Regions from separate parts of the Mus musculus genome. Here regions 1, 2, 3 and 5 are each linked to region 4. Evidence: chromatin loops called from intact Hi-C (ENCODE). Cell type or tissue: gastrocnemius. All regions are shown on one strand. Each heading gives the region's core, and the rest is flanking DNA. Links, peaks and the distances in the headings are about the cores only. Region 1 has its middle 17 kb from the start of Map7d3. Region 2 overlaps Fhl1 (four and a half LIM domains 1). Region 3 holds the start of Fhl1 (four and a half LIM domains 1). Region 4 overlaps Slc9a6 (solute carrier family 9 (sodium/hydrogen exchanger), member 6). Region 5 overlaps Fhl1 (four and a half LIM domains 1).

Evidence for each region. Hi-C counts contacts between places; a loop is a spot of excess contacts. Peaks named below come from ENCODE experiments on the same cell type or tissue, not always from the same donor. Only the 100,000 strongest peaks of a DNase experiment are listed, where the experiment ranks them.
Region 1: it touches region 4 in a loop (5-fold over the local background); 14 of 42 quality-filtered maps call a loop at or near these places.
Region 2: a loop joins it to region 4, with 8 times the contacts of the local background. A loop is called at or near these places in 14 of 42 quality-filtered maps.
Region 3: it touches region 4 in a loop (2.8-fold over the local background); 11 of 42 quality-filtered maps call a loop at or near these places.
Region 5: it touches region 4 in a loop (5-fold over the local background); 14 of 42 quality-filtered maps call a loop at or near these places.

The regions. Positions count from the first base shown.
Region 1 is chrX:56,836,384-56,842,461 of GRCm38, reverse strand. No RefSeq gene overlaps it. Among named protein-coding and RNA genes, the nearest start is that of Map7d3, 17 kb to the right of the region's middle. In gastrocnemius, for the core only: a CTCF peak has its summit at 2,895 (motif pointing right); a DNase peak (open chromatin) is centred at 2,894.
Region 2 is chrX:56,748,863-56,754,940 of GRCm38, reverse strand. It overlaps Fhl1 (four and a half LIM domains 1), which reads right to left. Exons shown (of 7, transcript NM_010211.3): 2 at 550-606. It overlaps Gm23258 (a small nuclear RNA gene), which reads right to left and starts at 4,931; the gene lies at 4,826-4,931. In gastrocnemius, for the core only: a CTCF peak has its summit at 3,195 (motif pointing right); no DNase peak of the experiment used is centred there.
Region 3 is chrX:56,728,302-56,734,379 of GRCm38, reverse strand. It overlaps Fhl1 (four and a half LIM domains 1), which reads right to left and starts at 2,619. Exons shown (of 7, transcript NM_010211.3): 1 at 2,512-2,619. In gastrocnemius, for the core only: no CTCF peak of the experiment used is centred there; DNase peaks (open chromatin) are centred at 2,274, 2,291, 2,734 and 3,354; H3K4me3 peaks cover 2,423 bases; H3K27ac peaks cover 2,199 bases.
Region 4 is chrX:56,646,988-56,653,065 of GRCm38, reverse strand. Slc9a6 (solute carrier family 9 (sodium/hydrogen exchanger), member 6) reads right to left here. Exons shown (of 16, transcript NM_172780.4): 13 at 1,408-1,438. Among named protein-coding and RNA genes, the nearest start is that of Gm39515, 32 kb to the left of the region's middle. In gastrocnemius, for the core only: a CTCF peak has its summit at 2,858 (motif pointing left); a DNase peak (open chromatin) is centred at 1,108; H3K27ac peaks cover 1,646 bases.
Region 5 is chrX:56,788,380-56,794,457 of GRCm38, reverse strand. Fhl1 (four and a half LIM domains 1) reads right to left here. Exons shown (of 7, transcript NM_010211.3): 4 at 5,140-5,314; 5 at 4,412-4,581; 6 at 3,808-3,994; 7 at 1,112-2,614. The coding sequence ends at 2,460. Among named protein-coding and RNA genes, the nearest start is that of Map7d3, 31 kb to the left of the region's middle. In gastrocnemius, for the core only: a CTCF peak has its summit at 2,977 (motif pointing right); a DNase peak (open chromatin) is centred at 2,993; H3K4me3 peaks cover 728 bases; H3K27ac peaks cover 1,784 bases.

The DNA of each region.
Region 1 (6,078 bases), core at 1,219-5,218, 190 kb before region 4:
TTGTCTTTTGTCTTCATCTCAGGCTGAATTTAGAAAAGAAGTGAAACTTCTGCTCGTTAGTACTCACCTTGGTGTTCCGAGTCTAAACATGACACTGGTCCATTACTCTTTAAGGTATTTTTAAGGTTCTTTTTATCTATATAACTGTTTGGCCTGCATGTATGTATATGTACCCCACATGTGCCCACAGAGATCAGAAGAGCACAGCATATCCCTTGAAACTGGAACTACAGACAGTTCGTTAACTGCCATGAGGGTGTTGGAAATCTAACCCAGGTCCCCTGGAAGAACAGTAAATGCTGTTAACTACTGAACCATCACTCCAAACTCTGTTCAATCTCTCTTTTCTCTTGATGGCGCTCACCGAACACAAAGCTTCCTTTGGTTCTAAACTCACTTCCTCTTTCTTCCCATTTCCTGTTCACATATTTTAAATGTCCCATATTTATTAGTCTCTGCTTAGACCACCGAGAAACACTATAAAATATTAAAGTCATGTTAACCTATACTCTTGCCTGAGCTACCAACAAATGTCAAAGAAGGGGTGGAGCTGGAGAGAAATTATTGTGGTGCATATTCTGTTAGGGATATAGAGATATGTGCTACACAGGTGATGGATGGACGGGGGGGTGGGGTGGGGGGGGCGTAAAACGGTACTCACTGATCCTCTCCAGCTAATCATTAACTCAAGGAGAAAGAAGGAGTCTTTAACAACAAACATTAGTAGCAGGTGCATTCCTTTCTGTAAATAATTCTGTAAACACTTGTTTATTCCTGATTAGATTTTTGCCTGTGAAAGGGAAAGATTGGAATGTCTTCACTATAATTAATTCTTCAATTACCCATGTTAATGGACAGAGGCAACTGCTCTAAAAATCTCAAACAGCAGTAGATACTCAAGTACTCTTCTCATCGGTCACATGTCTTCCTACAGTCGGTTTTCCTTTTCCACCCACAGCTAGCAAGCAATTGTTTGTGCAGTCAAGAAAATGTTTTCCTGGGGTAATCTCTCCCCCTGCAGGCCAATTGATTATTTCCTGAGAAAAGGCTAGAATGATGCTCCACCTGTGTGCTAATTTACCAAGGGTGCTAAGTACACCCGGAAGGGAAGCTTCACGGAAGGACAATGCCCCTTAGGAGCTAGGATGCACACTCACCTCCTGTTTCCTAGTATTAATGTACCGGAGAAGGCTGATTGAGAGCTGAAATCATCAGGAGAAACTATGTGATTTTAAGTAAACTGCTCTCGGAGTCTCAGCTTACTCGACTGTAAAATGGGACGGTAAAACACAAGGTACAGTGGTTACCCTTGTTAATATCAGCGACCATTACTGCCGATATTAAGGTTGTTGACTATAGTGAAAGCATGGAAATAAGTGATTGTTTCAACCAGGGGATGTGAGTTTGCTGTACTCATGATAAGGAGAAGAAGGGCTGTTGTTTTTAAAAGAAAAGACATTCTAAACTGGGCCTGGTGACACACACCCATAATCGCAGCAACTCTGCAGGCTGACATAGGAGAATATCAAATTTAAGGCCTGCTGGATCTACACCGTGAGTTCAGGGACAGGAAGAATAGTTTAGTGAGACACTGTTGCAACCTAAACGGTGGGAAGCCTAGGGAAGGAAAGGACTGAAGATGCAGTTCAGCTTCTGTGAAAGCCCCAGCCAGTGATCCCCACCATCCCCTAGCCTAGCAGAGAGTGCCTCTTGATGCTTGAAGCTTCCCGCATTTCTGTTTCTTCAGAATCCCTCCCAACCAGAATGGATTCCTTTAAACATGTCCCCAGCGCTGATGCCTCTCTGAGACCCAGGAGCTCCATGTCTTTCCAAGGTGCTTTGGCAAATACCCACTCCCATTCAACCAAACCAGCTTCTCCTACATCAACTATGTGTGACCTCGGTCAAACCAGTGTTCCTCTTCAGCTTCTAGCCCAAGGCCCTAAAAGGTCTCCTTTCGGATGTTCTAACGTCCTGGGAATCTAGCTAGGACATGGGAAGAACACCGTATATGTGGATGCTTGGAGTCTACCTTCCTCTGGCAGCCTCTGAGAATAGCATCTGTAAATCAAACAAACTAACTACTTAGCTACAGACCAGAGTAGGTCTCCTCCCAACCCATTATGCTCAAATGAAAATTTATTGGCTTTAAGCTAATGAAGAAACAGTGAAAGGAAGGCTCAACAGTTAAGAGCACTTACTGCTCTTGCACAGGACCTAGGCTTGTAGGCCTGGTTCCCAACATCAGGTAGCTCACAACTGCCTATAACACCAGTTTTCGGAAATGAGATCTCCTCTTTCGACCTCTGCTGGCACTGGACATGCACGAGCACGCATGCTCTCTCTCTCTCCCTCTCTCTCTCTTTCACACACACACACACACACACACACACACACACACACACTCAAAACATTCACACAAAGTAAATGAACAAATCTTTTTTTAAAAAAGAATTAAAGAAGGGCAGGGCAGTGGTGGCACGGAAGGTGAATTTCTGAGTTCGAGGCCAGCCTGGTCTACAGAGTGAGTTCCAGGACAGCCAGAGATACACAAAGAAACCCTGTCTCGAAAAGAAAAAAAAGCCGGGTAGTGGTGGGGGACTCCTTTAATCTCAGCACTTTGGAGGCAGAGACAGCTGGTTCTCTGGGTTCAAAGCCTCCTGGTCTACAGAGTGAGTTCCAGGACAGCCAATGCTGTACAGAGAAACACACAGGTTTCAAGAAACCCTGTCTCCAAAAAATAAACAAAAATAATGTAAAGAAAATAAAGTAACAGTGTGATGTCTAATATACCAGTGGAATTCCTGAGTTAACTAATTTCTCAACAGTGGGCTGATGGCTGGTGTTTTTCTGTAGACCTAACCAGAGTTGACTTTGCTTGCATGATACATCTTGTCCACTAGGTGGCAGCAACACTCAGTTTTACCAAAGAGCAAGGCCTGGTTTTCTTTTTGTTTTTGTTTGTTGTTGTTGGGTTTTTTGTTTGTTTGTTTGGTTTGGGTTGGGTTGGGTTGGGTTGGGTTAGGTTGCCATTTCCATGATGACCTCTATAACACACCTTCAGGTTTTAAATGTCTACTTTTATTTTCTGAACAGCCAAACATGTTTGGCTCCAATGAAAAGTAGTCACAAATAAATTTCAGATTTCAGAGAGGGGCATCAAGTATAAAGCCAGGCAAGACTGAGACTAACAGCTGGGGATGATCCTTTCATGAATTCGCATAGATGGAAGAGCTGGAGTGGTTTGCCTGATGTAGTTAATGGCTCAAGTCTCTTCCCCTTCAATGCCGGTCTCTTATCCTTAGATAGGGAGACACATCGTTACACATGAAGAGGCTACTCACAAGTAGGCAGTTCTTACACAGGAAGGGACAGTCCACACAGGTAAGTATGTCCCATGCCAGGATGTTTGGTGACATTTCATACCTTGATTTCCTGATAAAGTCTCATACAACACACTCCATATGGATCCTCTCCCCAATAATGGACAGGATGTTCATTTTCAAAATTATAGATTTAAAGAAATAAGAAAGGCACAGTGGGCAGGGGTGTCCAGGTCTGTCCCAGTGTGAAGAGTATCTGATATGAGTTTTTTTTTAATATTTTTTATTATTACATATTTTCCTCATTTACATTTCCAATGCTATCCCAAAAGACCCCCATACCCTCCCCCCCCCACTCCCCTACCCACCCACTCCCACTTTTTGGCCCTGGCGTTCCCCTGTACTGGGGCATATAAAGTTTGTGTGTCCAATGGGCCTCTCTTTGCAGTTATGGCCGACTAGGCCATCTTTTGATACATATGCAGCTAGAGTCAAGAGCTCTGGGATACTGGTTAGTTCATAATGTTGTTGCACCTACAGGGTTGCAGATCTCTTTAGCTCCTTGGGTACTTTCTCTAGCTCCTCCATTGAGGGCCCTGTGCTCCATCCAATAGCTGACTGTGAGCATCTACTTATGTGTTTGCTAGGCCCCGGCCTAGACTGCCATATCCAGGGATCCATCCCATAATTAGCCTCCAAACGATGACACCATAGCATACACTAGCAAGCGTTGGCTGAAAGGACCCTGATATAGCTGATATGAGTTTTAAGGTTCCATGTGTCTGTCTAACCCTGGCTCTCTCCCTTAGGAGAGGAGCGGACAGAGGCTAGCGACTTCTTCAAGCTCTATCCCATTCCATCAGTCACCAACAAAGACACTAGTGAAAAGAGGGTCCTCTAGCAATCACCAGGGACATGCCCCTCAAAATATATATTTTAGAACAGAAACTACTAAGCCCATCCCACCACATGGCTATTAGGCCAGGTTATGTGGCTAATTGAAGCCTATAGAATCAGTATAGCTAAATTAGGGACTGGAGAGAGGGCTCAGTAGTTAACAACACTGGCTAATCTTAAAATGAGAAGGGTTTGGTTCCCAGTGCCCCCATCTGGTGCCTTAAAAAAGCCTAAGACTCCAGGGATAGGGGACTCAACACCCTCATCTGGCGTCTACAGACACCAGGTACACACATGGTACACATCTATACAAGCACTCTCACATACTCATAAACTAGTTTTGGTTTTTGCCGGGCAGTGGTGGTGCACACCTTTAATCCCAGCACTCGGGAGGCAGATGCAGGCAGATTTCTGAGTTCAAGGCCAGCCTGTGTACAGAGTGAGTTCCAGGACAGCCAGGACAGCCAGGGCTATACAGAGAAACCATATATCAAAAAACCATATATATATATATATATATATATATTTGTCTTTAAAGTTTTGGCTCAGACCTTTAATCCCAGCATTTGGGACGCAGACACAGGAAGCTAGCCACATGTGGCTTACAACAGGTCCAGGCCAGCCAAGCAGACATAGTAAGATCCACTCTGAAAAAAGAATTCCTAATCACTGTAGCTAAATTAAATCCAAGTGATGGGTTTAATTGTTTTATTTTTATTTAGTTATTATTTTTATTTTATTATTTATTATTTATTTTATTTATCTTTTCATATTTATCATTTAATTATTTATTTTATTTATTATTTAATTATTTGATTTTTATTTTATTTAATGGACTTTACATTTACAAAATGCCTACACATTTTTATGCAAGGTTTGTTTACACTTTACAAGGCATCTTGGTGGTTTTCTTTCTTTTTTTTTTTTTAAAGATTTATTTATTGGTTATATGTAAGTACACTGTAGCTGTCTTCAGACACTCCAGAAAAGGGAGTCAGATCTCATTACGGATGGTTGTAAGCCACCATGTGGTTGCTGGGATTTGAACTCCGGACCTTCGGAAGAGCAGTCGGGTGCTCTTACCCACTGAGCCATCTCACCAGCCCGGTTTTCTTTTTTTTATCTTATTTGATACTTCAAACATTATGCAGATAGTATGATGAATAGTCAGTCATCATCCCATGAGAACAGAACAAATCGGAGCTAGGAACCACAGTAATGGCTGCCATCCCATCCCCCAAGAGGCAGAGGCAGGATGTTCACGTGAGCCTAAGAGTGTGGAGCCAAACTGAGCAGCACAGGAATACTATGGCTCAAAAACAAAGCAAGACCAAAACAGAGAGAACAAAGGTTCTAGAGTAGACAATTTAAATTTATATCATAGAAAAGATACATTTGAGCTATGTGACTCTGGGCATTTTAATTTTCTTTCCTTTCTCCCTCTTAATTTTTCTTTTATTTAGTAATATCATGAGGGTGAAGTTCGGGGGAGGGATGTATGTGCACGTGTATGCACACTAGCACAGGTGGTGAATGTCATGGCTTCAGCATGGAGGTCAGAGAATCACGTTCTATTATGTCCTTCTACTGCATATTCCAGGCAATGAGCTCATTGTAAGGTTGGCAAGGCAGGCACTTTTACCAATTAAGCTGGTCTAAATTGAATACCTTTCTAAGCCTCAGTTTCCTGCTCCATAAAAATGGGACAAAAAGCATTTAGCCCAAGGTTTGTTATGAGGAGCAAGATGCCATGGGCTAAACTCTCAGACACACCACTTACTACTGAATGATGAATGACGTGTAAGTGATCAAAGATTATACTCAAGGGTACATGGATCCAGACAGAATATTCTTAAAA
Region 2 (6,078 bases), core at 766-4,765, 100 kb before region 4:
AGCCCCCCAGTTGAAGGAAGCAGAGGATGTCTAGCCAATGAGTACAGCAGATGAATGTCCAGGCAGTGTGGTTACATGCACCATTATAGCATGGCTTCTTCTAAACTTGAAGGCAAATTAAAAAAAAACAAAAACACATTGGCTCAGGCTATTGTGACCCAGAAGAAACACTCTGGTGTTCCTACCACCAGGTTTGACAGTGGCCTGACACCTTTCACCCAGGACAGGAAGTGTCTTCGGACTTGATGTCCAGTCACCATGAGGAGTCCCCTTCTACTCAGAGCAGTGGTCATCCCACGCAGCTTCTCTGCTCCCCACGACAGCACCTGCCACTTTTTACTTTTATGCTACCAAGTTCAAAGCAAATGAGCTTTTTGCTAGAAAAGGCACTCCCCAGAGAGCTGACAGTCAGGGTAAGCAGTGATACTGGTCGGGCCCATTAAGATAAATCTTCTTCAACTTCTCAAAGAAATAAAACGCATTGTACAATGCTCAAAATTGGAAAATCAGAGATCAGCATAAGAATCCATAGCAATGAATAACTCTCACCTCACACAGGATGTGTTCCAGAAGGACTGGGCACAGCTAAGAACAGCTACCAGTTGCCTAAATTGAAGAAAAAAAATAGCAAAATTACCTTTTAGAAGTAAAGTCATCAATTAAAAAAATTATTTTCCTTTGAAAAGACTCATAGCAACACATTCTCCTTTGTATTTACAACCCGAAGAGCTAACGGAGACCAGCCAAGATGTTCTGCATACTTCTCCAAATGTCTGTTTATCATATAACATTAGCCCTGGCAGTGGATCTGGCTCCCTCATTATCAAGCTGTATTAGCTCAAACTCTCAGCATTGTTAGGGAAGTGAGCTCATGGCCTATTTCAGTTTTAAATTAACATTTGGCAATCACTCTGGTAATCAAAACAAATGATTCAGTCATTTAGAATAGATTTATTAGTTGAACCTTTCTCCCTTTCTCTTTTAGCATCTTTAGAATATTCTGCCACAGGGGGGCTCTGATCCATCCAGAGTGTAGACCACAAGTCACCAGAGTAATAGTTAGCTGTTGCCATGGAAATGAGGTTATCTCCCACCCACAACAGGATTAGGATGCAGGTTAGTTTGCAGGCTCTTCCCTGCATGGATGGAGCTGTGGTACTAGGAAACAGGTGTCCCATGGCTGCTGCTATCCATGACACAAATGCACAACAGTGTCCTCCGAACACACAGGCAACTGCCCCATGAGCCCATACACATCCCCATTTCTACCTTTTATCACTTGTAAAGGGAACCTGGTAAAATGACAGCTCCCCAAAGAGGTCCCTGTTTGGGTTTCGTTTACTTGAGAAAGGATCTCACCATGTGATCCATGCCAGCTTCAAACTGAGGATCCCTGCCTCCACCTCCCCCACTGTTGGCATCACAGGTATGTGTCACCACAATCGGCTGCCAACTGTTTTGTTCCCACACCCGGAACAGGCTGTCAGGGAGTTTCAATGGGAATAGGACAAACATAAACCAAGCTTACAACGAGGCTTGGAATCCCTCCTGTACCTCCACAACCGCTTCCAGGCTGGTTATCAAACAGGCACTGACTACAGATTGAAGTGTGTGTGTGTGCTAGACGGGAGCTGGTGTAGTTCATTTTACACACTAACAGATTCATCTGTTTAGGAAACCTTAACAATGACTTTCTGAGATAAAGACAACTATTCTGAAGTCCAAATGGGCAAACTGTTGGCTAAAAAGGACAGGGTTCTTCAACCTGGGTTCATATGGGGCTCACAGAGACTGAAATAATCAGGGAGCCTGCATGGGTCTGACCTAGGTCCTCTGCATTGATGTTATGGTTGTGTAGCTTGGTGTTCTTGTGGGACTCTCAACAGTGGGAGCAGGGGCTGGCTCTGCCTCTTCTGCATCCTTGAGGGATCCGTTCTGCCTACTCGGTTGCCTTGTCCAGCATTAATAGGAAAGAAAGTGCCGAGTCCTATTGCAACTAAATATACCATGTCTGGTTGATAGCCATGGGAGGCCTGCCATTTTCTGAAGAGAAATGGAGGAAGAATGGATAAGGAAGGCAGAGGGGAGGTGGGGAGAGGGAATGGGAGGAGAGGAGAGAGGGGTAGCTGAGGTTGGGATGTAAAAAAAAATAAAGAAAAGATGTAAATATAAAAAAGTAAGAGATCAAAGTATTTCAGAAATTAAAAAATAAATAACTTTTGAGTCTTCTTTTTGAAGAGGACTTTTTTGGTTTTGGCCACATCAAACTGTGTCAGCGGAAAAAAGAATTGTTTAGAAGCATCCTCAAAGAACTATCTTTTGCTCCCCTTCCCACCAACACAGGAGGAAATATTATCTAATACTACAACATCATTGTTATTGATTTCATGTCACATTTTTGTTCGTGCTAGAGGACTTTAAATGGCTCGTGGCCAACACAAAGCCCTTCTTTCCTATTTCTAGGTAGGTTGCATGGCATACAGATACAAAAGTCTCGCTCTCCCACTCACAGCTGCTCATATGGAACTTGCTGCTCACAGAAGGTGCCACACCCTTTCATGCAGCTGTGAAAGAACACAGCGTGTTACAGCTGGTTTACACACAGGCTGCCAGACTCACACAGGGTGGGGCGAAACACTGGCTCCACCTTACATTAGCTGCCCAACCTCTCCCTCCTGAACTTCCTAATAGTAACCAACCCACAAAGGCAAAGAATCAAATGTACAGGGCATACATAGCTGTTACTCGCAGAATATTAGCTACACAACCACTTCTTACAGCAGACAAGCAGTTAAAATGCTATCAATGTGGATAACTATAAACACTCCCGCAGATAGTTGATACCAAATATATTCATCAGACTCAACCAATTTTAATTTCAAACTTCATCTCCTCACACTCTAGCTTCCAAATACTAGTACATCTTCCCCTTCTAGAAGTGATTATTCCTGGAGACAGATGCAATTTATACTGGGTTCTACTCAGAAGGAATTTGGTTCTCTACTTGAAAAGTCAGGTAGCTTCCCTCCTAAGATCTTGGCTTTACAAACGCCTTCTCTGCCTGCTCACCACCTATACCCTTCTTGCTGGGTAGGAAGAGGCTACCAGTTCGAAGATGCTGAAGACTTCTATTAGCAGACCAGGATCCTGGCTACTCATTTCAGAAGTCCTTGCATCGTATCTAATGTTCTCTGACACCCTCCAGAGGGCAGAAGAGAGAAAGGTTCAAGCTGAGAACTCAAAGCTCACACACTGGGGTCCAACTGAGCCCGAAGGAGCTATTTTCCCTTCCATAATTCAGAGTTTCCTCATCAGTGACCAGGAGAAACTTTACAGTGGGACTTGAACTGCATCTGCATCTTCATTTCACTTTTTTTTCCTGTGCTAGTGTGTTCCACTTAGCATCATTTTGGGTTGTATTGCCTGTGTGCCATTTCCCATATGTAGAATATAACTGTGGCTTTGATCAGACATAATGTATAATATCGTGCCAACAATATTGTGCAAAAACATTTTTTTAAAAACCCAGGAGGACAGCCAAACACTGGGTAAATGTGATAATACCAAAGTAATCTAAAGCAGACTGGAATATTTTAGGGTATATGCTTTCAAATAAATCATGCTAATCTTATCCTATTCTGATAAACTAGTAACTCAAATTAGAAATGTCATTAATGAGCCTGACACATCATTTTAATGATGTTTAAGACAATGGGGTTTAACAAAAGTATTGTGGTCATAGACACTGATGACTCTATCATTACTTTCAGTCAAGCTTCAAGGATCCTCAAGTTGCTAATCAATTTTGTGAATTACGTGGAAAAAAATAAAATAAAATGCAGAGATGATGTCTGTTGAAATGAACTTAAATGACCAGTTGAATCAATCAAAATGGATGATCTCCATGGATTCACTGTCTCAGATGCTTTGGATATGATTGTCATGGCAACCATCCCTTAATCATGTTCTTCAGGAGATTCTCTTCCACCTAAGAAATCAAAAAGGCATGAACCCAAGTATCCCCTTAATTAGAAGTATTTGTGATGGTAACCAGCAGGCTCAAACTTCTCGTTCACCCTCCTGTTATCTATTTCCCTACTTGTGTTAATATGGGAGTCTGAAACAGTGGCATATGTGCCATTCAAAACATACTTTCAATGATGCCATAAAGTGCAATAATAAATACAGCTGAAATGTCTGCTGGCTCCCTCTAGAAAAACTGAAAATAATTTATTAAGAATAAATGATTCGGGCTAGAGAGATGGCTCAGTGGTTAAGAGCACTGACTGTTCTTCCCAAGGTCCTGAGTCCAATTCCCAGCAACCACATGGTGGCTCATGACCATCTGTAATGGGATCTGATGCCCTCTTCTGGTGTGTCTGAAGAGAGCAACAGTGTACTCACATAAAATAAACAAACAAACAAACAAAAGAATAAATGATCCATTTAAGAGATGCCTTATTTCAATAATTTCAACATAAGACCTGCAACATAACCAGTTATTCAGTAAGCATTAATATAATAAGCAAAGCAACTTTTAAAGTATGTTTCAGTCATATAAATGTACCACAGCCCAAGTTTTGTTATTTAAAGAAGATTAGGTATATAGTATATCTGATAACATGCTCTTATACTCTAAAAAATAATTACATACAATTTTCTATATTTATGTATTTATCCATGCCTTTAATCCCAGCACTCGGGAGGCAGAGGCAGGCAGATCTCTATGAGTTTGAGGCTGATGCGATCTGCAGAGCTAGTTTCAGGACAGCCAGGACTATACAAAGAGATCCTGTCTAGAAACCCTGACTACCCAACCCTGCCCCAAAATTTGGAACACTTCATAAATTTGCTAATCATCATTGTGTATGGCCATGTTTATCTCCTCTGTATTGTTCCAATTTTACAACGCATGCCGTTTCACTGAGTATTTGTTTTAGTTTTGGGGTGTGAGGAGGTGTGCTCACTTGTGAGAATACACATGAAAGTCACTCTCTAATCTTTGAGACAGTGACTCTCACTGAACTCAGAGCTCACTAATTGGCTACATAGGCTAGTCAGCATGTCCAGGGACCCTCCTGTCTCCACTCTCCCTAGCACTGGGATTACACACTTGTAACCCTGCCTAGGTTTTTTACATGGGGTCTAGGGATCCGAACTCCAGTCAAGATGCTAGTGTGGCAAGAACTTTATCCACTGAACTATCTCCTTAATCCTTCCACATTTATTTAAGTACTCTTCACAACTTAGAGATAATTCTATCACCATATACAGCTTTGGGAAAACCAGTTCTCTTCTTTAAAGGCATCTGCTCTATATGCTGCATATTTAAGGCTGCAATCAGTCCAGATTTTTCTACGGATTTGATTTCATTCAAAAACTAAAAAGTGCACAGATTTCCCAAAGTTAGAGGAATGAGTATTTTTAAGCTTTCCACTGGAATAAGTGGGAACCTGTGTTAATAGGTTTTCAATGCAGTCTAGAGATGTGTCTTTCCTCTAAACCAGCAAACTGTGGAGGGATGAAAACAACCCTCTTGCCATTCCGGATTCCAAGACTAAAGATGAGGAAGCTCCTTCCACACCCATGGCTTCACACAAGTTTCAGGGACCTCTGGCCAAAAGACAGAATAAGAAAATATATTTGTCCACTTTTATTGCAATGTTAAAATATGAATAATATTTACAAATTCCAAGAGCCATTAAAATAGAAGATAGGAAACTAGACCTATTAGGCACTGGCCAAAGAATGTGCACAAAGGCACACGTCGTCGAATGCAGCAAGAAAAATGGAGTGACAGATATTTGCTAAAGTCAAAAGGTGAAACCTTGACATTCTTGTCCTCTGCCCTAATGTTTGACGATATGTTTGTTGTGTTTTCAAAATAAGACGATAGATGTTCTTTCAATGACCATTACAGTGGCTCCCAAGTAAAACAAATGATAAAATAAAAATTCGCTTAATTGACTGAGAGAGGCCTGAATTAGTCATTGCCAAGTTTACAACTTTCCCACAACTCCAAGCATTCTTTCACTTAAAAAAAAAAAAAGCAGCATTTTCCCACTCTGTCATGATGAC
Region 3 (6,078 bases), core at 968-4,967, 81 kb before region 4:
GATAACAGAGTGAACTCTCTAAGATTTAAAACAATTACTTCATTGTCCTGTTCGTTTCTGAAAGTTCTTCATCTTTTTTTCCTCCCATCTTACAACAGGTTCTCAAAAAGCCAAGTAAAAGACTCCCTTTGCTCCTTTTGTTTAGAGAGCAACTTAAGGCCCATTTTCCCACCAACATACTGTTCCTTTTCACCACCTTCAGCATTATTCCTCAGACAAAAAACACCAGGCTAAACTTAGATTGTGAAAATCGGTTCTGTCTCACTGTTGCACTGGGGCAGAATACACACCACAGAAATGTAGAATAGTATACAACAGCATAAGCAAATACATTTTTCTTAATCCTGTAGACCCACTTATGTATTAACATTTGCAATAAACAAAGTCAGTATCTTATTGAGGTGATCCATTAATTTACTATATATTAAATCATCTCCAAAGAACTCATATAAGAGGTATTTTACCAATCTGCACATTCAAAATTTCATCCCCCAATCTAGACTTGCTTTAAAAATGTTTTCCTTCTCCAAAAAGATTAAATCATGGAATGGAAGCCTAGAATTTCAGAAGCCATATATGGTTACAGATTCTATACGGTAGTAGTAAAATGTGCACTTACTCTGTAGTGCATTGTACAAACCTTGGCCTATCTAACAAATTCCCTGTTGCATAAAGATTCTATTTGCCCTTAAAAATGGTAAATAAATGTTTTAAAAGAGTGAAGGTAGACTAGATTGGAACCTTATGTAACGGAAACAGGGAAGCATTATATTCCTAGCACATTTAAGGCCCATTGCTTTTTAATGCATATTCTTAAGAAAATATGGGCACGCATTTCCAAAGACAAAATTACCAACCCCAATCCTTTTCAAATGTGAGGAATGGGGAGTAGCCTGTTCCTGGGGATGGGCAAGGATGAGAACTCCTTATCCAATTCCACGTGGCCCATAATTTAAACTTGTGCTACTCTGTAAACATTCTCATTTCCAAGGAACATTATATTTATATTTAAACGGCCTTAATCAAGATAACAAAAATATTCCCAGTATTCTCTAAACTCGCAATACATTTGATAACATGGAGAATTACAAGCAATTACAAAATGATAGCTCCAATTAGGAAAACTGGATCTAGTCCAAATTCAAATCAAAAGAGGCTCAGATAGTCCCGATGGCATCATTTAAATGAAGAGAACAGAGGACTTCCAGCAAAGACATGTGTTCCACTCTTGCTGCATTTCTACGACAGAACTCTTGCCCTTCAGGAAATCCCAAAACCAAATCTGAAATCACATTCATACACTTTCTTGTCTCCTGTTCCCAATGTGCTACCCTAGTTGTGTGTGTGTGTGTGTTTGTGTGTGTGTGTGTATGGCGGGGGGGGGGGGGGAGGTGTCGTTGTAATCAGAATGAACCCAAGAAACTTGAAAGGCCCAAATGCAGAAAATACACAGCACATTCACTGTTTCCCTTGGCCTTTCTCATTCAAACCTCTACCAGTTGTGGAAGACTAAGCAATGGGAACTTGAGAAGCAGAAACCTCTTCCCAGGAGCCCAGAACTGCATCTAGTGGGAATTTTAAGCTTTCTGAAATTGAAAGGTCACACCCAGCAGTCTACCTAACCCACTTTGCCAAGGCTCAACCAAGGCTCAACCTAAGTGCTAGAACCTTCCACTTGCCTCCATGCTGAAGCTGAAATCCAGTCCCCTCTCCCACCCCCATCCCCCATATCACTGCCATTCCCCCTCAGAGAGCAGAACCACGACCAGCCTTCTCCCTCCATCACCATTCTCCTTGCACTCCAGTCCTCCCACTGCCTCCTCCCCAGCATCCCCAAAGGGAGCACAGCAGTTCCCTCAACATCTCCAAGAACCAAGGCAGGTTTCACCTTCCTCCCCTGCCCAACAGGCGCCATCCTTAATGTAAAAACCAATGAAGCCCCCCCCCCATCGTCATCATCATCCCCTGCTCTTCTCAACTGCTGTTAGCTATCCTTTAAAAAGAAAAAGAAAAAAAAAAAACCAAAAACAAAAACCAAAGGTGTTCCCACCTCGCCCAACCCCCACTGCCCGCCATCCTGGGTGAGAAAACCAAAAGCCCCCTCTTTTTACTCCCACCCTCCATCCTTGCAGAGGAAACACCCAAAGCCGCCCCCCTGCATCCCGGCCCCCAGGGGAGCGAAAGCCCTGGGGAGGAGGCTTAGGCACGCACCCTAAGGGACCTTGGAGCCCCAGGTTCCTCAGCCCCCAACGTGGGCGAGGCAGCGGAGGCCGGAGGCCGCAGGTACCCAAGCCCAGCAGGTCCGCGCAGCCCCGGAGTAGCGGCCACGGAGCACGAGCTGCGGCTCCCCGGGGACGCCGGAGGCGTGCGCACACACACACACACACACACGCACACGCACACACACACACACACACACACACACACACGCACACACACGCGCGCGCACACACACACACACACACACACACTCGCGGAGGGAAAGCGGGCTTACTGTCTGGGGATGCTCACCCGCGCAGCTGTCTAGGCGGCACCGGCGGCCGCTGCCAGCTCCGAGACCAAAGCGCAGCGGCGACAGCGGCAGCACAGGACTGAGCCCCCTCGGCCGGGCGGTGGATGTAGGGCGCGGGAGGGGCGCACGGGGAGGGGCGCAAGAGGGTGGGAGGGAGGGAGGAGGGAGCACGCGCGGGGGCGGGGGCGGGGGCGGGAGCGGGGGCGGGCGCAGCCCACTCGGGGCGGGGAGGGGTAGGGCGGAGCGCGCGTCCGCCTGGGCTCTGCCCGTGGTGCGAGGGGCTGCGGTGCGGGCAGATCGCGCTCGCGCGCGGGAGCCCAGTCGGGCAAGCGCGGGAAGGGGGCGCGGCTGCGTGGGCCCCGCCTCGGGAGAGGCCAAGCCGCTGGCTAGGCGCGCACAGTGCGCGCGAGAGGTGGCCGCGAGCCCGCGGTGGCGCGGCTTCCCGGAGCACCCCCTGCAAGCGTCCGAAGGGCACGCGGAGGGCGGGCCAGGGGCGCCCACCGCCCCCCTCCCTCGCGGGCTCAGGCCTTCGCTGGCTGCTGGGGAGTCACGAGTCACTGCAGGCAGCCACGGCCAGAGCCCGGGAGGTGGGAGCAACAAAGAGAGACAGCCAAGGTGGCCTCTAGCCTCTCCAGGGGCCTCGCTGACCTGCACAGCCCAGTACAGCCAGTGATTGCAGATCTCTTGGTTCCCACCACACTGAAAGACCCACCGACGACCTCTCCCCTTAATAACAAGCTGGACAGAACGAAAAGAGCCTTTATTCAGAGGGCTTTCCATCATTCCTAAAGCTCTCACAGCAGAGCTTCACATAGTGACTGACTCCGTCGTTCTTTCCCTAGTTCAGTTCAGTGAGCCCTCAGCATGTGCCCAGTACTGTGCCAAATGCTGTAGATACAGCACAGTTGTGCACACACTCGGCTTTATTGGTGGAAGAAGACAGATTATGAGCAAGTGAGAAAATAAACACAGTGGGATAAACTGCAGGATAAAAGGGTGTATAAATAATGCGAGAAAGAAGGTAGTATTTAATCTAAGCCTTGCATGGTATAAAAGCAGTGGGTGTAAAGAACCAAGGGATAACTTTCCAAACAGAAGGAGCAGAGGCAAGGAAGCCAGGAGAATCCCACCATGTCAGTGGAGGGAAGTAGAAGGACTTGGTTAGAAGAGGGTTGAAGGAATTGCAGGTGAACTAGAGAAACCTGCTTTTTTTTTTTTCCTTTTAAAGAGGACCCGAAAAGGACCAGAAGGAAGGAGTAGGGTCGAGGAAAACTTTGAAAGGTGAGAATAGTCAGTACTTAGAATGTCTAGTGAGTCAGGAGAGAGGTTCATTAAAGGAATCCAAAGTCTTGATTTAAAAACATGAAGGCCAGCTAGGAGAGGGGAGAATCAGCCCTTTATGTGGAAGCAGATGAGGCGGAGCAGCTGTGTATTTAAACCAAGCAAAAGGTCTAAACACTGCTGTTAGCTCGTCCCCCCGTCCCCCCCCCTCCAGCTTCAAAATTCAAGTGATGGCCTCTTTTACCCGACCCAATAGCTACTTGCAAAATTCCTTTCTCTATCTTGCTACCCAGAGCCTACGCCTCTTTTCTCTTTCTGAGCCCTTAGGCTCACTGAGGTCTGGTATTTCTGGATTTGCAAAAAAAGTCTCCCCACACATTTCTTAGGAAAGGAGACTGATCCGCCCCAGGCCATCATGGGAAGGCCTGGAACAATTAGCACCACTTCAAGCAGCTCCCCTGCATACCAGCCCTGGGCTCAACCAGAAAGAAACAGCCAAGAGCACTCAGTGCAAAAGCTCTGGGTGGCTCTGGACAGAGAGCCAGTTACTGGAGATTCTCAGATCAAAGCCTGGGCTCTGGCAGGCCTAACAAGGTCGGCTCCACCACCTGTTTCTGCTCTGCCAATTCAAGTCCCAAGTGATAGTAAAAAGTGGAGAAAGGAAGACAATTTATTCTATGGAGCCACATTGAGAAGAACAAATGAAGGTCTAGTGACTCCCAAATCCATGTAACATGAGGATTAGGATTGAATAGAGAGCCAGAAGTATGTGTAGCTGAGCAGTGTTGGCCAAGTTGGGTATGATCTGGAAACTGACGCGCCACTAGACTCCAGTCTGTCCCACAAGGAAGTCCTGATTGTAGTAGTCAATACTGTGTGAAATCTCTCCTTGGCAAGCAGGTTCTTCCTTCAACCTTTCTCGTTGCCCAGCAGGAGATTCCTGGGACCATTGTGATTATTTCACAATCAACTAGCCAAAGGGAAGGGCACAAGTATCTTTAGAATCTGACAGGAAAGTACAGACCCTTTCTTAAGGAACCTTCCATTGCCCAATTGGTAGAAATTGTCCCTTTCTTTCCTTTCACTTCTTTAACCTTCTTTCTTTCCTCCTTCAACCCCCACCAACTCCGTTCCACACATTCCTGCCTGTCTTTCTTGCTTCCTGTCTTACCTCCCAGGAAGTCTTGGGCACCTGATGTGAGCTGTGCCCCACCTCTCCCATCACCCTAACTAAAGCTGCACAAGCAAGGCCAGCCCTGTTCTCCCTCTAGCTGGTCACTTTCTTGCATTGGAATTCAACTTTTGGAGGTCACAGAAACACACTGTTTCAGTTAAAATATATAGAACTGTGGTGGTGTTGCTGAATAAGTAGAAGGAAAGGAGTTGTTCAAGGGGTGAGTTTGTTTTAGAACATTTTTGTAATCATCTAATGTGAAGATTCACACACAGAGACACACACTCACACACTCACACACACAAAAGGATAAATTCAGGTAGTCTAATCTCAGATCTGAGTATGCTTGGATTTTTTTGGTTGAGGAATATAATAGACATGAGGAAAGGAATATTATTTGAGCAAGACGTTAAATACATGTAGGTAGTATAAGAAAAGGTATATTTTCTTATGCTGAGGTCATTATACAATGTTCACACTCTAAATTCCTAACTACAGTCCTAAGCCTATCTCCCCAAAGGTGCTCCCCTGAAGGTCAGCTCCAGTCACTAAAAGAAGTCTCTAAATCAAGAATCAGGATAGTGGGTAGACTCTACAGCCACAGGACAGATCAAGGTGGTGTCTCTCCAGATGTGCAGAGTAGAGCCTTGCTCTTGGTCTCTGCCTATATTCTGTCCAGTGGGCGTCATGGGGGTGGAGAGGGGTAGGAGTACGTCTGGTTATCTTGAGTGAGTGATGTCATTGAGTTCTGGTTATCAGGAGCAGCCTTGGATGTTGTGGGGATCCTGACTAAGCTAATTTTACATGTCTAAAAGGCATTTCTTACTATGCTCATTACAGATATTCAATTTCAATAGAACGTTGAGTCCTCTTAGAAATGGAAATATGGAGCATTTAATACACAAAACTATCAATCCTTTGCCTTCTTTTCAAAAAGTATTGTTAGAGAGAGGGCTAAAAAGATAGCCCAGCGTTAGCATGAGCCCTGCATTGTGAGCAGGAGAGAGAAAGAGGGAGAGAGAAAGAAAGTAACAAGAATTAGCACAGTTTATATTCATCATCTGATGTAGTTTCATATTAGATATTATGTTCCCCACCTTACAGAGGAATA
Region 4 (6,078 bases), core at 1,060-5,059:
AGCTTCATAAGGGACATAATAAGCATTACTGAGTAAACAATATAATTGGATGTCCGAAGGGCTTTATATTTTAATTGTATTTATTTATTCCCTCTCCACCCCCCCTCCCGTGTGTGTGTGTGTGTGTGTGTGTGTGTGTGTGTGTGTGTCTTGAGAACAACTCTGTGGAGCCACTTCTTTCATTCTACCTTTACATGGGTTCAAGGGATCAGAGTCAGGGTGTCAGGCTTTTCTAGCAAGCTCACTGGACTACCTTGCTAACATCTGTCCATGGGGCTCTGAAAGCAAATAGAAATATACTTCTTTCTGTTTACCACAACTGGCAGTCACCTATCTGCCTCTTTCCATATTTGTCCTCTGTGGTGACAAGGGTAACAGGGCTGTGTCAATGTAGTGTTTTATGACAGAGGCAGAGGCACTGAAACACTAGGAGCCCTTGGACCTATCCCAGAAGCTTACAAGGATGAGGGTGTACATAATCTGGTTTGCCCAAGGAATTCTACTTTAAGATTCTAACCACAAAACAGGCAACTACTTACTATATCACATATATACAGACAGACACATGCACACAGTCATCACTCAAAATTAGCATTTAGGAAGTGAATTGAGTAAATGTTTTCATTTAAAGCACACACTGTAGAAAAAATATGCCATGCCATGTTTCAGGAAACAATAGGAATTATGTTTCAAAAGGTATTTTCCATTTTCAAAAACCTCGTATGTGATTTCTCATCTAATATGTAATAGGGAATCACTTATTCTGTGGTGCTCAGAAACCATTAAAAAGAGGGTGGAAAATACCAGAAAAGGGTGGTCAGTCTCATGAGGACAGACAGCTTTGCTGTGCCCAGTCCACAAGTCTGCAGCTCACAGCTGAGAAACACAAAAGGAAGGAAGTGAGGAGCTGTGTTGAAAAGGCCTAGGGTAAGAGAGTGTAAACCCCAAAACATGCAGGGGAGACCAGCTGGAGACTCAGAAGCGAAGCTTCAAGGCGGTTCTCAAGGGCAGCTGCTGGTCATCCAACTTGAAAGTTACACAGGAAGAGCAGCTGGAGCGGACTGACATCAGAGCCCAGCCTTCCTGCGCAACCAGAGTGGAAAAAGGCTCCCCGTGCCAGAGCACTCACTTGAACACCCAGGAGCACTTAAGAGCCTATTCTCCTCAGTGGCAGAAACCCAGGATGGCCACAGATAGGCAAGCTGTCACCCTTGATAGCCACTTACAGCCTAAACTATGACTCTGTTTCTATGGAACAGTGAGAAACGCCAGAAATGATGTCAGCTAAAAGCCGAGGCAAACAAAAGAGTATCAAAAAAGAGGCATGAAGTCTAAGAGAGACAGTTTTCTTTCCAAAAGACTGAACATTGGACAGAAATGCCAGGGACAACACAAGTGCATATTTACCAAATGTTCTTGGTCTGAATCAACACCAACCCTAAAGGAAAAACACAAAGAGCAAATGAGATTTTTGATCCAATGGAAGGTCTCCCCACATATATACAGTGTCGGGCAAATACTTTTCTCAACACAGAAGCTCCAGAATGGTCACTGTTCTCTCTCTTCTCTGGCGCCTGCCGCTTTCTTTAGCAAGAGCTTTGGGTCTAAGGCAAGCAGGGCAGGTATTCTAGTCCTAGAACCTCACTTACCAGTTCCAGTACAATAGCACTTCTCCTGAAAGCAGTGGGGGAGAGGAACACTGCCCCAGTTGCTCAGTAAGAATGATTAGAAAGTTTCGCAAACAAAGCTGGCATACTGCTCTCATGGTGACATTGTTAGGATGACAGAAGAGGGTTCGGTTCCAGGGGGACTGCAGGGTCCCCTGACTGGATGGGCATTTAGTCTTGGTTCCTCAGAACACGTGTACCTACATCAAATTCCTTCTTTGGACATTCCAGGGAACAAGTTCATTAGGTAGCTCTGAGTCTCTTCTCTAGTTTAAGACCTGCCAGCTCTGTTCTTTCCCCTCCCCTGCCTGTCAGGTCTCTCCTCGTCATCTGTCCCTGCTGTTCCAGCCTCCGTTCTGACTCATGGGTTCTGTTGAGTAAGCCTTTCCAGCTGCCAGGCATGGAACTCTTCAGGTCACTGTTTCACAGAAGCTTCTGAGAACAGCTCACAATCCTTAAACCTTTTAAGTCGAAAGTCCTTTGGAGGACTCAAACTTCTCGACACACTAGTAGCCACCCCTTACTCCAGCCTACCTTGCCCCACCCCCCCACTGACAGTCATTCTATAACACACTCCTTTCCCCATACCTTTGGCAACTTCAAGAGTCAATACTGTTCTGGCTCATGCCACTCATTCCCTTAGGTGGCAATGTGTGTCCTCTCACCTTTCTACTCCCTTGTCAAGTGCCAAAGTAACTGCTCTATGCCATGTCTACACAGAATCACCTCCCTTTATGCTTCTGCAGCCCTTTCTCAGTTCTTTATTACAAAATACATCACAGTACAGTATAATTATTTACCTGTCCGTCTCCCCAAAAAGACTGTGAGCTTCTTGAGGGTAAAGGCCATGTGTCAATTCATCTCTGTATCCCCAGAGTCTAGCATAGTACCTGACACACAGTAGGTGCTCAAATGTGTATTGATTCGGTTACCAACTACAGACAGCACAGGCAACACACAAGTACAAGAAGCAACATCTGCAACATCTGCAAAGACAACACTCAAAAGAGGAAGATGCTACAACACCACATCTGGAAGGTGAGGGAGTCATGGTCAAGTATCTGAAAACAGGTGGCCGAGACCAGATTCAAAGCTCAAACAAAGGCTCACTTGTTAAAAATGTCCAGAAACTGTTTAATAGCTTTCCAGTCACATTGGACTCTAACCACATTTATGCATCTCAAGTGACACCTAGTGGTCAAGATGATAGAACACTTAGAACATTAAAATCGCACTTTATCCAAAACCAGTATTAATAAACATTTACAGAACACTTATTATTTGCCAGGCACTGTGCTAGGCACAGGGCATAGACATGAATTAAACATGGTCCCTGTTCTCAAGGGGCTCACAGACTAGTGGAGAAACAGACCCAACTACAGCAGACACAAAAGAGTTTGCCGTTAAGGCAGGATAGTGTCGGGACTTCTCCAGGATAATTTCCAGCTAGCTATGTCAGTTCAGTCATTCTATGTGGTCCTAAGAACAATGCATCTAGTATCAGCACAAAGTGTTCCTGCAAGGATTAAATGAGAACAATGTACTGAAAACGTTTAAAGTGCTTGATGCATCACTAGCGCTAAGTGGTAGGTAGCTCTTCTAGCAATATTGGATTACAAGGATGAATGGGCTAATTGCTGTGATGGACAGACCCAATGCTACACAGCAACTCCAAGAAAAAAGAATCGGGGAGGGGGAAGGGTAGTAGTGTCAGTTCTTGAGAATGAAAGAGAATCCCAGGCCAAGCAAAGGCTCAGCAACAAAGAAATGCAAAGCATGTGTGCTAGCTAAATGATAGGGAGCCAAGTGTGACTGTCACACATGTGAAAGGATGCAAGCTGATTAACTCACTGGGGATCTGATGCTTCTAAGACGGGGGACATGATCTTTTTACACTAGAAATTAGACCATGTCTTTCTCTTGCTTTATTATCTTCAAAATCCCCACTGAATTTTCCAACCCAAAGTCTTTGCTATATCCTACAAAACCCTACATCAGAAGTGATACCATAACTCTCACACACACCCAGTGGTAAATAAGGTCTTGTTGGTACACGACCATACTATGTGGCCCCATATCACCCAGATCTGGGGAGCTGTAACAAAGATCTAGGGAAGTCAAAAGGTTTTGCTACTGGTCCTTCATGGGTAGTTTTCAGAATCCTGATCCCTTTGGGTCTGGTCTACATGTTTTTCTACTTACCAATTTGATCACTCTCATCATGCAAGCTTTTCTCTGTGTCAAACAGGCCGAATCTGCTCCTGCCTTCAGGTCTTTGCTACTGATTTTTCCCTCTGTTTGGACTGCTCTTCCTGGTCATTGTTGAACTGGCAGGGTCTTGCCACTCAGGCAGACTGAGTTCAAATATAACCTCTCTGAGAGACCTTGCCTGGCTTCTTCATATTATATATACCCCATTCCCAGGCACTGTTCCAGCATCTTCATTTCTGTCACATGTAGTATCATCTAAAACTGTCATGCTCATTTATTAACTAGTGTATTATCACTTTACCCACTAACTGTAACAAAGAACTTCTCTATCTTTTACTGCCACCGTCCTTTTGAATAAGGTTATTTCATTTTAGCACTACCAGCATTTTGGACCAGATAATTCTTTAATTGCAGGTCTAGATAGTAGCCTATTCAGTGCCCTGTAGGATGTTTAATAGGATACTGGCCTCTGCCTACTACATAGTAATGGCAGTCCTTTCTCCTAGTTATGACCATCAAAAGAAAAAAACAAAACAAAACAAAAAAACCCCAAAAACTTCAATATGTTGTCAAATAGTTCCCTGCGGATACAAAATAATCTGCTAAAAACCAGTGGGTTGGAGGCTCCACCAAATAGCGAGTGCTCAGTAAATATTACTTGAAATATTGTGCAAAGAGCTTTGCTGATGCTAGCTCACCAAATCCTCGCAACTCTGGGACATAGGTGTCATGCTGCAGATGTAGAAACCAAGGAAGAAGGAAAGATCAAGAATGCAAAGGTTAAGTTTGGATGTACATGAATCTTCGGTAGTCCCAACTCATTAGGCACTTCTTCAAAGTTTAACTGAAAAATGTAGGGGCAGGAAAGATGCTTAAACTATAGCCTTTACCTTTACTCCCAAATAGAGCTAGGAAGGAAAATCCAACTATTTAGGCTTTAACTGACAATATAAAGGTAACTAATAATAATTATAGCAATAGTAAAAGCCACAAAATACTGACATTCACTATTTATGCTGATTACTAAGAATTTACTAACAGTTAAAATAGAGAAAATTGAATATTTGTGATATAACTATTGAGTAAATGTGATAATATTTTAAGCCAACATGTATTTAGAAAAAAATAAAACAATAATGTGAACTGAACTGTAAAAATTAAGACTATATGTCTCACAACTGTTTGACATGCTAGTCTTTACTGCATTCAAAGAAGTATCAGGGCGCTGGAGAGATGGCTCAGTAGTTAAGAGCATTGACTGCTCTTCCAGAGGTCCTGAGTTCAATTCCCAGCAACCACATGGTGACTCACAACTATCTGTAATGGGATCTGATGCCCTCTTCTGGTGTGTCTGAAGACAGCAACAGTGTACGCAATAAATAAAATAAATAAATGAATCTTAAAAAAAACAAAAAACAAAAAAACCCAGAAGCACCAGTGAGGACTCTCAAAATATACAGTTTACTTGAGGGTGGAAGGACATGGGAGGGGCTAGATGGAGGAAAGAGATGTACTTCTATTAATCAGGACATATTTAAAATTAACATAGAGCTTATTCACAAACAAGCCAAGGCACTGCAATAAGACAAGAAACCTAGTCATACTCATAAGACAAGACACAACGGCAGTGGGTATAAGTAAGCCTCCAATGTTGCTGCCAGGCAGGTAAGGACCATCCAAAGAGCTCTGAAATCTAGTGATGTAGACAAAAGTCAGTGTGAACAGGGATGGGGTTGGATGAGAGAGCAGGAGGCCTTGTTTGCTCTGCGTAGAAGACAGCGAGGGAAACACAACTGACTGAGCACTTTTTCTAGGCTGTTTCACAATCTGATTCACTCTTTCTGGAAGTGTCTTCAGTTACAAACTTTAGAAAAAAGAAGGTTAGTCCTTTCAACATGTATCACACTCATTTCTTGATGTACCATGGTCTCTGAAGGAACTAAGAGCATAGGTTTCTCTGTGTACTATTCAATTATCAGCATGATATTGAACAACTTACAACTTTTTAAAGCCTATTGTAAAACAGTTACTATGATTAGATAAACATATTAAACACATAGAATGGAATGCCTGGCACATAGTAGGTGTTTAATAAATGTCAAGTCCTTCTACAAGTAATAAGTAGCGTTATAAGAACATTACTGGATGTATAAAAGTATACATGCTGCACTATGTTATCTACTACACACAGAAATAGCAC
Region 5 (6,078 bases), core at 1,315-5,314, 140 kb before region 4:
TTTTTAATTACATTTTTTATTTATGATTACGCACCAGAAGAGGGCACCAGATCCCAGTACAGATGGTTGTGAGCCACCATGTGGTTGCAGGGAACTGAACTCAGGACTTCTGAAAGAGCATCCAGTGCTCTTAACCGCTAAGCCATCTCTCCAGGCCCCAGCGTAGCTTTTCTTTGGCTGCTGTGGTGCAGAGGCATGGCCTCAGAAACCTACATGTATGCTCTTCACTGGTTTAAAGGTGTTTCCACAGGTAATTTCTCTAAAAAGAGACACACCAGAGGGGATGGTCCACATTCTCAATTGTCAGCACAAGAAGAAGGCTTGAGGTAGATTCTGACAAGTTTCAACTCTTGTCCCAGATGGGCTATGTTTCGGTTGAACAGGAGACCCCATTATTTCTCAAGATTCTGACATCCACTAAAAAGAACATTTTAAAAAAATTTACCAGGGGCTTGTGGTAGCCTAACGCTTTGCCACCCCCACAACCCACCTTTAACTGAAATGTAGCTTAGCAAAGTGCCCGAGGCCTTAGGAACGTCCTGTGGGAGGAAGGGCTGGGCCCAGAAAGTGAGCAGAGCAGGCACCCATTGCCAGTGGCTCCCTGGGCCCTCTTAACCCCTGGGGCAGAGAAAGGGTGTGGGTAAGAATATGAGCTGCAGGTGTTCTGACTTCGTGGGTTGCGCATTATCTCAGGCCAGCCTGCTCTTCCCTGTCTCTCAACATAAGACTTGGGCTCAAAGCACAAGCCAGGTCAAGGTAGGGAGGACGGGGTGATGATACAACACAGGAGTCCTGGGCTCCAGAGAGCCAATGGGAACGGAATAGAGGGAAGAAGAATCATAATGCCTCCTCAAGCGGCCCTATTTGGGATTCCCTTCCTACCCATCCTGCTCAAGCAAGAATTGTAAGTTCTTGCCTTTTGTAGGACATGAAAATCCAGGAAACACCCTGAAGCGGTTTTTGTTTTGAAAACTGGACCAGAGTGGTCCTACAGCTTTGTACATTGCAGTTAACTATTTCCTTGAAGTCAGGAGCAAGGTCCCCAAGTTTCTGGAGTAGCAGTCTATTACATTCTCATGCTTCCTTGGGCAGAATAAAAAGACAGGAGGCGTGCTCTTTCTATGCTGCTTTATTTTTGTAAGGATACAATCAAACAGTAGATGGAAACAGCTAATGACAAATATGGAAATGAGGTGTTGGCATCTATAACCACTCCTACAGTAATATATGAGTGTGTGTTTTCATTACATCTTTACTTTGATATTGGCTCGTTATATATGTAATAAAATGGAGAGTACAGTTAAGGAGGCAATCCTGCGTTTCAGAGAAGGGGGTGAAAACCCAGTCCTGCCTGTGAAGGATGACGACCACCTCCGACAGCCCCAGAGTCTAACTGCAATTCTGGAGGGAAAGTTCTAAGAATCACAAGCAAAGGGACTTTGCACTCTTCCTGGATGCAGACAAAGAGCAGACAACGGTTATGTTACAAGGACTTCACCTTGTCCCTACTTTGATGACAGCCCTGTGCCTGCTCAGCTGCGGCTCTAGAGTTTTTGTCATGTCTACAGGATGAATCTCAAAACTGCAGGAACGTTTGAGGAGGCTCAAATATTGTCATGCAAGTTTCCAAACCCATAAACTATTTTACTACTCATTAAAACAAAATTTAAAAAAAAAAATTAAAAAGGACAGGAGAGTTAGTCTTGTTAAGCTTCCGAAGTAGTCACTGTGGTGAGTTTGTTCTGAAACAGGCTCGTTTTCTCAGATCTGCTTAGATGCTTCAAATCACCTGTGTGTTCCATGCTTTAAAGTAGGAACGCTCAGAGAACACGCCACGTAAGGGAGTCAAATGTTAGTATGGGGGAAAAGTCACTTGAGAATTACAACAAAGTTCAAAATGTTAATTCTCTGGAAATCTGTGTTAGTCGTGTGAAAGCACAAAAGAACAGAAGGAAGGTCAGAGTTTTGATAAGGAAGTTAAACCATGCATTCTGGCAAGTTCTTAACTGCCCAGAGAAGGCGAGAAGGGAGTTGGAGCAGCCGCTGCAACTCTTACACCGCAGTCACGTGACCGCACAGCGCATCCAGACTGAGCCCCAAAGGTGTCTCAGTGGGAGCTTTATCGCCTATGCTTCTCGTTTACATCGTGAAGTGGCTACATGGTTAGCACTTTTCTGCTCTATGAGAAACATGCAGAAGAGTCAGTCTAAGGTTTTGTTTTTCCAGTGCAGCAACAGAGAAATTATTTTTGCTGCAAGGTTGCTCTTTGCTAAATCTTAATATGATCACTGTGTGTCCTTCGTTGATTAATACTGTAAAATGGGAGAAAAGACGGAAAGAGCAACTTTAAAGAGGTGAAAGCCCACTCTTGCCCTATGGATGGTACAGAGGGAGGGAGGGAGCAAAGGACACAAAGAATGGTTCCAATGCCATTTTACAGGACAGGAGCCCCTGTCAAGTTACAGCTTTTTGGCACAGTCAGGGCAATACACCTGCTCATTATGAAATACAAAGCGCTTGTTGGCCAGATTCACGGAGCATTTTTTGCAGTGGAAGCAGTAGTCGTGCCAGGATTGTCCTTCATAGGCCACCACACTGGAGCCTTTACCAAACCCTGTGGGAAAACACAAGAAAACAGAAAGACAGCTGAATGAAGACCGATGAGGAAGCCAGGAGTCAGAGATAAAATGACAACTTGCCCGTTCATAGAGCCGACAGGCACACAGTCAGTGTCTGCCGGGCTCTCTGCTCCCCTCTACTCGACCGCGCATTGTCCCCCGCGCCGCCACTGTCCCCCGCGCCGCCGCAACCCTTCTATGGCTGTCAAGGACCTGAAAAGATGCCAGAGCTCAGCTAATGGCTTCCTTGATTTAAAGAACCCCTGTTCCCATACCACCACCACTATAGCTCTGTGACGAACACCGACCTCCCAGCATAACAAGTCTTTATAAGTCAGGGCCATGACATCAAAGTGGCCACCAGGAGGCAACCTTGGGCTGTTTGTAGGGTGTACACTTACCGGGCCTCGAGGAGCTGCTAAGCTTCGATTTTTTCTATAAAGAACCACCACCCACGAGGGACAAGTCCTCTCTCCACCCGGATGCCTGCCCCGGAGGTTGGCGCTGGGAAACAGGGTGAGAGGCAAGCGTTTCCCGTGGCACACTGGGGACTTCCTAGCTTTAGAGACTGGGTGGCTCACTCTTGACACAGTCCTTTTCCCTGAGGATGGCAAAAGTCTTCTCAAATGTACATTTCAAGGCTCCCCAGGGAGATGGGAAAATTGGGAAAGGGCTCAGGGCACGTGGATCGCGGCCGCAAGATGAGGAATGAAGTGATTAGCTTTGCTTATGATCACAAGAAAATTAAAATTAAATAAAAATGACCCTGCTAGCAGACCCCTCTGCTCTAGCCTTCCATTATGGGGTGGTATAAAGCCAGGTTATAGCTTTCCAGCCTCCCTAACCCTCCCCATTCCCTCTTAACACCCACCCACCCCCACTAGCTCCTCCCACCTGTTTCCTCTTGCCCCACACCCTTCACCCCTGTGCACTGCCGTGATTTCAGGTTTGTGAACTCCTGGCATGGTTAGTTGGTCAACAGTAGTCAGGAAGTGCTCTGCATTGCAAGGGTTAACCTGGCCTGGGAGACAATCCAAACTATTTGGAGAGGCCTTTAGGGCCACAATGGTAGGGGTAGAAGGACATTGTCTAAGGCCTTTTGTGGATGGAACCGACGCCAGGAAAATGAGAGATGGTTACCATGCGCAAAACCTAGCCTGGCAGACTTAGCAAGGACTCTTTAGCCTACCAGTGATGGGGTTCTTGCATCCAGCACACTTCTTGGCCACAAAGTTCTTGTAGCAATCCACGCAGTAATACTGGTCCTCCACAGCGGTGAAACGCTGCCCAGCCAGCTTCTTAGAGCAGGTAACACACACAAAGCACTCGGCATGCCAGGGCTGATCCTGGTAAGTGATTCCTCCAGATGTGATGGCCTAGACCAGGGAGTGTAGCACCGGGATTCAGATTCAACAACCAGGCACTGTGCTGGATGCTTCGGGATACAGTATCTCATTTCATTAGCACTACAGCCATGGGAGGAAGGTGCTATTATTATCCCCAATTTACAGATGAGGAGACCAAGGCCTAGACAAGGTGCGCCTCTTTGGAAAGGAATAAAGTGGAGGCCACAGGCCTCCAGAGCCAGGGCTGCCGGCTCAGAATAGAGAGACACAGACAATCAGCTGTGGCACTGCTTTCTAAGCCTCGGCTCCTCGTCTGTAAAATGGGCACAATAATTCCTACGTCACAGGGCTATCATGAAGATGGAATGAGATAATGTGTGTGCAAGTGCTCTGCAAACTGCCAACCTCCAGGGAAACAGCACTTGATGCAAACCTACCACAACATACCTTGTTGCACTTCACGCAATGTTTGGCGAACTTGGTCTCATGGCAAGTCACACAGTAGAAGTCCTCCCCTTTCGGGAAGAAGCTTCCGGTCCCAATGACTTGCTTGCAGTTGCTGCAGGTGAAGCAGTCTTTATGCCAGACGGTGCCCTTGTACTCCACGTTCTGGTCTCCTGCAGGGGGAAACAATGTGATAGCCCCACTGCCAGGCTCTGCAGGGGGCTGCATCCACTCAGCTCCCCAGCCCACCCCCAGAGGTGAGGGGATGCAGGGCCCTGCAGTCAGTGGCCTCATCCTATCTGAGTGCTACTTGCAGTCATGCCAACCCCGGGCTCTGTCACAGGTGGGGATCCTGGCAGGACCATTTAGGAGAGGTACCTGAAGCCCCACGCCCCACTTCCACCATTGCAATGACTTAATAAGTTTCACTACGGGTCTGCCTAACCCAAAAACGCCTGAGGAAGAAGCATGCATGGATCACTTACTACGCCCAAAGGAGGAAATGCTACATACTTCTCACTTCATTCTCTGGCCACAGACTGTTCTCTCCAGTGCTCGTTAGTCTCCGAGTGTGTGCGTGTGTGCGAGCATATATATGTACGCATACATACACGTATGTATATGTGTACATATATATGCTAAAATCTCAAAGCAGCTCACAGCAAAGTTAGCCCCACCATGACAAGCAAGCACACAGCATGTCTGCCTTCAGGGTGGGAGGGGGCCAGTACCTGCCACAATGGCCTTGAAGCACCCTTTGCACCTGGGGGAGTCCTCCCGAGTAGCGCACTTGTTGCACAGGATCTTGCCATCCTTGGACACAAAGGTCTCACTGGCCAAGGGGTGAAGGCACTTGGCACAGCGGAAGCAGTTGTCGTGCCAGTAGCGATTCTTATAATGCACCTCCTGGACATCAAGCAGAGCAGGGTGGCCACTGTGAGGGGCACTGGGGCCAGTGGCAGTAGCCTTACCATCAGAGACCAGGTTCTCCAGGGCCAGGTAACTACTCACGCCAATGTCAGCCCCCTCCATGTGGGGATGCCCTGTGCTGAGTGCTTTTAGGAGTAACAGGAAGAGTAGCACTGGAGTGAAGACGAAAGCCTCACAGTTCCCAAAGTACATAAGAGGAGGGGGGAGAGCCCCCAGCCCAAGCCTGAAATCCAAAAGGCTCCGGAATCTCAAGCGTAAACGGGTTAACAGACAGATCTCACAAGGAGAAAAGGACACATCTGATCTCGTGGGCCAGGTCACGGTCACAGTGTCAAAGCACAACACACAGTTTATTCTGTGTCCCTGGGAAAAGTAAGACCCTTCCAGTCCCGTCAGCTAGAGCACAGAAATGACATTCCACAGACAGTAAAGGGAAAGGAGGCCAGAGGCTGTGAACTTGAGAGAAAGCATGCGGGAACTGGAGGATGCCCAAATTAGGATGGAGGAAAAAAAGGGAAAGGGGAAAAATGATAGAATTATATTTAATTTGAAAGACAAAAACTCTATATAAAATCACCTTCAGGCTATGTATATATGAAATGTAAATGAATTTTGTGTTTAGACTTGAGTATCATTTTAGTACCCTTCATTAAATATGTAGAAGTATTATAAAATAAGAAATCCAAAATTAAACACTTCTATTGCTAAGCTTTTCGGCTAAAGGCCATTAAACCTATACT